Linked DNA regions of Homo sapiens: region 1 is linked to region 2. A link is a contact called in ENCODE Hi-C or POLR2A ChIA-PET data. All regions are on one chromosome and are shown on one strand. The core of a region is the stretch at or near the end of the contact, and the rest is flanking DNA. Distances in the headings are between cores, read along the strand shown. Region 1 holds the start of SMG1 (SMG1 nonsense mediated mRNA decay associated PI3K related kinase). Region 2 overlaps XYLT1 (xylosyltransferase 1).

Region 1 (3,858 bases), core at 373-2,872, 1.6 Mb after region 2:
TGTGTACCACCTATTAGCCAAAGATAATTTTATTGATTTTTCTAACGAGTCTTCAAATGTTACATTCTAACATCTTAGCAAATTATTTCCAAATACTGCTGGAATTACATGTAACTATCAGGAAACAAAAGGGCTTCCCAACAACTTGCGCGTTCTACATTATTTGGCCAGTTTCTGGACAATTATAACAATTGTGCTCCAAAGTAGGAGAGTTCCATGAATCAATTACCCCTAAAATATATTTCTGTATATTTAAGGAGTTCTAAGCATTGGGTTAAATTCCAAACAGACTCTGAATACAAGCATTTATTAAGAGAGATTAGAATAAATCAGTCCTAAATTAGGCACAGCTGCCCTCCCATTGATCAAAAAGACAGGAAACTACATTTATTTAAAAAGTTAATGTTCCTAATATATTCAAATCTCACTAAGCCCCAAAACGGTCTGAGATCAAATCCTCCATAAATGAGGAAATTCTCTAGACTTCTAAGTGGGTGCCCAAAGAGTTCACTCAAGTGTCCAGGTATGAATTACGATTCACCAGAGTAACCGGCCTTGCACTTAGGGAAAACTTCCATCGCCCAAGACCAGCGTGGGTCGATCCCATCAACAGTCACACAATCTCATCTCATGCTCCACTAATGAATGTTCTGCCTAGAGTCAGAGCAATGCCTTAGCTGGAGTTTTGTTTTGTTTTTTTCAATATTAACACGTGGGGGTCACAGAAAGGAACAGAGGTTAGAAGAGCTCTCACGTGGCGGCTGAAAGAGTGGGGAACCGAGAAAGTGAATGAGTAACAGGGAGGGTCCTGGACTCTCAGCATCTCCCAACTCGGGGTCAGGGGGAGGCTGTAACTGGAATGCCCCCCACCCCCACCCCCGCCTCTTTCTCACCTCCTGGTCCCGACCCCAGGCCAGTGCCACCGCCGGGAGCCCCGGGTCTCGGCTCCAGCCCCGGGCTGAACAAGCAGGGAGGGGAGGCACTTAGGCCTCGCCTCCCCGCGGCCTTCCTCCCCCAGCCGGGGCGGAGGAGACCCAGGAAGCCGCGCCCGGCTCCGAGGGGTGGAGGGCCTAGGCCGCGCCTCCCAGCCCCGCGGCCCTAGGCCTCGGCCCGCCCGAGGCGGAGCCCGGGAGGTCGGGGCGGGGTCCCGGGCCGGTCACCCACCTGGGTTGCCAGTCATTCCAGCTCCGCGGATACTTGGTGCCGCCGCCGCCGCCGCCGCTGCTCAGCCGAGACCCCGGGGCTCTGCGGCTCATTACCTTCCCCGACACGACATGGCCAAGCGCCGCCGCCCAAAGAAGCGCGAGTCGCCGCCCGAACCGGCCGCCGCCGACACCCCGCTCCGGCCCGGGGCTGAGGAGGAAGCCGAGAAGGAGGAGGAGGAGGAGGAGGAGGAGAAGGAGGAGGCGGCGGAGGGCGGGGGAAGAGGACGGCCGTTCCGGGTTCCGCCTGAGCCCGCAGCGCAGGACGAGGAGGCGGGAGCGGCGCGGTGAGAGAGAGGCGGATGAAGGGGAGGCGACGTCTTTTCCAGGGCCGTGCGCGGCCCACGTCGCCGGGGCCCCGGAGGACGAGGACGACGAGGAGCAGGCGGTGGCGGCAGCTCCTCACGCTCACACGGCCACTGCTTCCCCGCCTCCCGGCTCCGCCCGCCGCGCCGCCGCTGTCGCACGGCATGCTGGGAGCGAGGGGCGGGGTTGGCGCCCGCCGGGCCTGGGGAGAGAGGCGGGTCCTGTCGGCGGGGCGGAGCCGAGAGAGGCGGGGTCGATAGCAGGCCGCCCCGCCCCCCACGTCCCCAGGCCCTTGGGCGGCGAAGAGGTCTGGGCGTAGCGGTGACGAATCCTAAGACAGGGGATCTCCACTACTGCGGCCACACACTTTTCTCCCAAACGCTTCCCGGAAAGCACCGGAGGGCCGGGCAGTCAGGTGTAAACAGGCGTCCAATCAAGGACCTGCGGTGTGGGTGGGGGCTGGTGCCCTGCGGTGCGCGCGCACACAGGCGTGCCCTTGGATTCACGTGCGCCAGTTTTCCCACTTTCTACGGGGTGGGGTGGAAAGTGAAAATAGTAAGATCGAGAGGTGGATATCCACCTTCCCAACCTCCACCTGAAATGTGCCCATCGAGTCCTGGCACCTTTTACCATTTCTTCACAATGAAAAAAACTAAACGATGGAAGGGAAGGGAGTACCCACGATCACCAAACCCTGTCCTCTGCAATGTGAAATGTGCTTTGAAGTCCTTTCACCCTGAGGCTTGCCCGCCTTCTGCTGGTGAAAGAAGCTGGGGGCTAGGCGCGGTGGATCACGCCTGTAATCCCAGCACTTTCGGAGGCCGAGGTGGGCGGATCGTCTGAGGTGAGGAGTTCCCGACCAGCCTAGCCAACATGGAGAAACCCCGCCTCTACTAAAAATACAAAAATTAGCCGGGCATGGTGGAGGGCGCCTGTAATCCCAGCTACTTGGGAGGCTGAGGCAGGGGAATCGCTTGAACCCAGCAGGCCGAGGTTGCAGTGAGCCGAGATCAGACCATTGCAGTCCAGCCTGGACAACAAGAGTGAAACTCTGTCTCAAAAAAATAAAAGAGAGAGAGAAAGGAGGGAGGGAAGAAAAAGGAAGGAAGGAAGGGAGGAAGGAAGGAAAGGAAAGGAAAGGAAAGGAAAAAAGAAAAGAAAGAGAGAAGGCCGGGCGTGGTGGATCACGTCTGTAATCCCAGCACTTTGGGAGGCCGAGGCGGGCGGATCACGAGGTCAGGAGATCGAGACCATCCTGGCTAACACGGTGAAACCCCGTCTCTACTAAAAATACAAAAAATTAGCCGGGCGTGGTGGCGGGTGCCTGTAGTCCCAGCTACTCCTGAGGCTGAGGCAGGAGAATGGCGTGAACCCGGGAAGCGGAGCTCACAGTGAGCAGAGATGGCTCCACTGCACTCCAGCGTGGGCGACAGAGCAAGACTCTGTCTCAAAAAGAAAAAAAAAACAAAGCAGCAGCTGGGTAGAGGAGACGTACCCGACCGTCTACCCCATGACGTGTCCCATGCCCCAGGGAAAAAAGTTCCCTAAAGCATCTGATGCATAACGTGAATGCACACACGTTTTTTAAAAGTTGGGCCAGGATGCTCCTTAAACGAGTGTCTAAACCGTATCTGCATAAGGAGTCATAACCTATCATTTTATGTTGCAAAGAAAACGTCTTTATATATCGCTTGTGCAAATAAATATTGTTACCAAAAGTACTTGAAGATTACGAGGAGTTGACCCCTTCACACACATGCATATCCCCTCCACCTTGGGCTCCTTGCTTATGGCCACCAATCCCTCACTAAGGGAGGATCCTGCCAGTTCTAAATGATGGGGACTACAAAAATTACAAAAATTAGCTGGCGTGGTAGCGCGTGCCTGTGGTCCCAGGAACTCAGGAGGGTGAGGCAGGAGGATGACTTGAGTCCAGCGGGTGGAGGCTGCAGTGACCTATGATCCCGCCACTGCACTCCAGCCTGGGCTGCGGAGGGTAGGGAGGGAGGGAGGGAGGAGAAGAAAAAGAAAAGGAGGGGCACCATGGATGGCTGACTCCTGTAATCCCAGCACTTTGGGAGGCCGAGGTGGGTGGATCATTTGAGGTCAGGAGACCAGCCTGACAAACATGGTGAAACCCCATCTCTACAAAAAAATACAAAAATTAGCCAGGCATGGTGGCGCACGCCTGTAGTCCCAGCTATTCGGGGAAGCTGAGGCATGAGGATTGCTTGAACCCGGGAGCCAGAGGTTGCAGTGAGCCGAGATCATGCCACTGAACTCCAGCCTGGGTGACAGAGCAAGACTGTCTCCAAAAAAAAAAAAATCATTTAGGTGAAGTGATTCATGC
Region 2 (3,825 bases), core at 992-3,491:
TATCAAAAATCTAAACTCCTGTATTTAATACTTTGTTCTGTGTGTGCCTCAAGAGGTTTTGTAATTCTTTAAAAAGTACACAGAATTACCATCTTAGAATTACAAGGTTTTGAAGAAACCTACCTGAAAAGATTAGAGGCTTGAGCTACAGAGTGTTAAGACAAGAATGCCCAACTGGTGGCCTGTGGATGCTTCAAGCTGGTTTGCTTTTTTTTTTTTTTTTTGGCCTGCAGCCTTGATGAAATACTTGAAATCATTCATTGCCAATGTTTTAAAACCAGGATACTTCACATGCAAATCTAGATTTCTCACGTCTCCTTTAAGAACAGAAGATTTAGCAACACTGGATGTGTATTCTTGCAAGAAAACAGCTCCAGACTGAGTAGCTGGCCTGGCTACTGCAAGCAACAGAATTTATCACCCCCATATTAATGCAAATTGCCTAAGGTCACATAGCTAGTCAATATTGACAATAATCAAAATACCAGCTAACATTGTTCTCACACTGAATGCCAGGTATTACTGTAAGGGGTTTGTAAATATTATCTTATTTAATTCTTACAACTGTCTGGGTGTTGTGGCTCAAGCCTGTAATCCGTGGAGGCCAAGGCTGACGGATCACTTGCGGTCAGGAGGTCGAGACTGGCCTGACCAATATGGTGAAACCCCATCTCTACTAAAAATATAAAACTTAGCTGGGCGTGTTGGTGCATACCTGTAGTCCCAGCTACCCAGGAGGCTGAGGCACGAGAACAGCTTGAACCCTGGCGGCAGAGGCTGCAGTGAGCCAAGATAGTGCCACTGCACTCCAGCCTGGGTGACAGACTGGGACCGTGTCTTAAAACAAACAAACAAACAAACAAACCAACCTTACAAGAACTCCAGGAGGCAGGCACCAAAAGCCCCATTTTACAGATGGTGTAATTGAGGCTCAAAGGAGAAGTAATTTTTTCAAACTCATTCATTAGTGGGTGGTGAAGCCAGGATTTGAAACAGGGCATCCTTTTGGACCACTAAGCTACCCTGCTTCCCAGTGGTACAACCACATCTTGAACTGGAATCATTAAACCACAGTTCCTGGTTCTATCAGCATCTGGCACTAAGAAGCCATAAGGAGCACTGAATTGGATCAGATGCTCCTCATACTAGATGTTCTCATTTCCTTGCTGCGAGTCTTCAGGTCGACTACTTTGCTTTTTCCAGTGGTTAATGGTAATAATCATCACCATGATCCTCTCACACTCATTGTGGAGCACTGACTGAGATGTTCTACCAGAGCCCGGCTCAGTCCTGACAGAGTGGGTGGGCCACCAATGTTAGTTCCTCTTAGAAGACAATTGGCGACACTTTACAGTGTTTTGCTTTTCACAGCTCAGAGGCATCTCAGACCATAAACAAGACCTGCCACGTGCCAAGAAGGCAGCCGTTACCCGACATGGCCCAGACAGGAAGTGCTGGCTAAATCCCACCATGCCGCAAATCTTTCTAAAGGTGGCCACCCAGGCTGTGTTTGAACACACATCCTCCTGGAGCTGGGAACACACGCCACATCTATAATTCATCCCGATAATTAGCTTTTCCCAGGCACAGGCCGCAGCACCTATCAATTTTGCACCCACTTGCTGTGGTCACCAAGATGGCAGGTGGCCCAACTGGAACCAATACTGCCAAGTGTCCCACAGACATTGTCTGGAGTTCCAATGATACTATGTGACTTCTGGGACTGCTGGGTGAGATCTCTGTTCCACAGGAAAATAGTTCATATTTGAGCTCCAGAATCCAAAATCGTGAGTTCAAGAAAAGCACTTAGAGGTGCAGACCAGTTATGCAGCGAATTCACAATAAGTTGCCCGAGGCAGCTGTTACTAAGCAGTCCACCTGGCCTCAAATTCTCAATACGGCCCGAGGAGCAGATATTATTAATAGATTCCAGTTTCCCTAGATGTCCGTCCCTGACCTGAATCAAACCCATCACTGTTTGGTGAGGCATGGGAGATCCAGGAGGAAAGGCCTATTTCCTAAGGGCCACACACAGTTTGGATTAAAATTCAGTGTAGAATGTCAGTTTTTTGATACCAAATCTGGAGTTCATCCCATTTTGCCAAAATAAATTTCTATGCACATCCCTCCCTGCTTTTCTTCACTTCCTCCTCTTTTGCTCCTTCACAAGAGCCTCTGACCAGGACATCTATTGTCGAAGATACAGGAAAACTGTGATTCAGCAGTGCTTCGCGTCTGGAATGACTCCAAGAGGCCACACACAGAACTGCCGACACAAACCACGGGGGGCGGAAAAAACGATCCCAGGAGGTGGGGAGTGGAGAGCTTTGCAGTCCCAGGCTACAGCTCGGGATGTAGAGCTGCCTTCCTAGGACAGAAGAGAGACGATGAGAACACCTGGCTGGAAGGTGGCCCTGCAGGGGACGGATGGGCCTTCTACATTTAGAGTCAGGATGGAGTCAGAAAGCTTCAGCAGGGGAGGGACTCTGCCTGCAGCCTGTCCCCTCAACCTCCTCTAATATTTCTTAATGAAACGATAGTGACAATGAAGATGACAGCCTTGATGACAGCGCCCAGTAGACCGCTATCATTGGTTAAGTCCTTATGAGATACCATAATTCACCATTTATGAGCATTACTTCAATAAACCCACATTCTATCCTCATGAAGTGGCTGTTCCCAGAAGGCCATAAAGACTGGATAGATAGATTTTTTTTTTTTTTTTGGTTTTTACTTTAAAAAAAAAAAACGACAGGGTCTTGCTCTGCTGCCCAGATTGGAGTGCAGTGATGTAATCATGGCTCACCACAGCCTTGAACTTCTGGGCTCAAGCAATCCTTCCACCTCACCCTCCCAAGTAGCTGGGACTACAGGCCTGTGCCACCACGCCTGGCTAATATTTCATTTTTTGTAGAGATGGGGTCTTCCTATGTTGCCCAGGCTGGTCTTGAACTCCTGGTCTCAAGTGATCCTACTGCCTTGGCCTCCCGAATTGCTGGAATTGCAGGCAAGAGTCAGTGTGCCCAGTTTGCTTTTTCTCTTGATGACATTAAGTATTTCCTTGTTCCTGGATTATGAATACCCTGTAGTACTGTTCCTAATTTATATAGGAGGAAACTGAGGCTCAGAGAGTTTCAAAGACTTGGTTGAAAGCCACAGAGCCAGGCCCATTTAACCTTAATATCTTCAGAGAGGTTTAAAAAAAAAAAGAAAAAAAGGTAACCAAAATGCTTGGATGTGGTATGGTGTGATCTGCATGGTGCACAAAAATACTTCTTTTTTTTTTTTTTTTTTTAGATGGAGTTTTGCTTGTCACGCAAGCTAGAGTGCAGTGGCGTGATCTCGGCTCACTGCAACCTCCACCTCCCGGGTTCAAGCGATTCTCCTGCCTCAGACTCCTGAGGAGCTGGGATTACAGGCACATGCTACTAAGCCTGGCTAATTTTTGAACAATACTTTTTTTAAAATTAGGTGCCAGCATTTAAAATTTAGGGTGAAATCATGATATTCTGATTTGTGGCTTTTCGTGAAATGTGGAAAGATCTGACCCACTGGGTAGGCAGGTCCACTTAAGGCAGGCACATCCCCTTCTGTTTGCCACAACCCCACCCTGCCCACCTGGGCTGAGCCCTGAAAGCATCTAAGTTTATGACCTTCCTATCTGTTCACCACCATACCTTACCCCTCCCCCACAAAGGAAGGTACCATGTTACCCCATGAACATGACTCCAACCCTCACCCGCCAACCTCAAGAAGAAAAATTCGGGATCCCGTGACTTCACAGCAGAAACAGAAAAACTCAAATAATCCATCAGGAAGTTGAGC

The links. A loop is a pair of places that touch in the nucleus more often than their neighbours do. ChIA-PET counts read pairs that join two places held with the same protein, here RNA polymerase II (POLR2A). Pooled maps may share reads with other maps.
Region 1: a loop to region 2 is called in a map of CD8-positive, alpha-beta T cell, with 6 times the contacts of the local background. The contact joins the promoter of SMG1 here to the enhancer-like site in region 2. A Hi-C loop is called at or near these places in 1 of 168 maps with a recorded cell type or tissue (CD8-positive, alpha-beta T cell) and 5 of 50 pooled maps. POLR2A ChIA-PET finds 5 or more read pairs at or near these places in 1 of 52 experiments (OCI-LY7).

The regions. Positions count from the first base shown.
Region 1 is chr16:18,924,786-18,928,643 of GRCh38, forward strand. SMG1 (SMG1 nonsense mediated mRNA decay associated PI3K related kinase) reads right to left here and starts at 1,623. Exons shown (of 63, transcript NM_015092.5): 1 at 1,165-1,623. The coding sequence starts at 1,256. It overlaps SMG1-DT (SMG1 divergent transcript), which reads left to right and starts at 1,402. Exons shown (of 2, transcript XR_001752094.2): 1 at 1,402-1,489. RefSeq lists silencers at 845-1,434, 1,465-1,804 and enhancers at 1,490-2,102, 2,103-2,716.
Region 2 is chr16:17,365,855-17,369,679 of GRCh38, forward strand. All of the region lies in intron 1 of XYLT1 (xylosyltransferase 1), which reads right to left. Among named protein-coding and RNA genes, the nearest start is that of XYLT1, 100 kb to the right of the region's middle. RefSeq lists an enhancer at 3,732-3,821. Within about 2 kb of position 2,242, at least 23 of the 41 ENCODE cell types and tissues checked have a DNase peak (open chromatin) inside an H3K27ac peak, as active enhancers do; they include CD8-positive, alpha-beta T cell and OCI-LY7, where a contact is called at or near this core.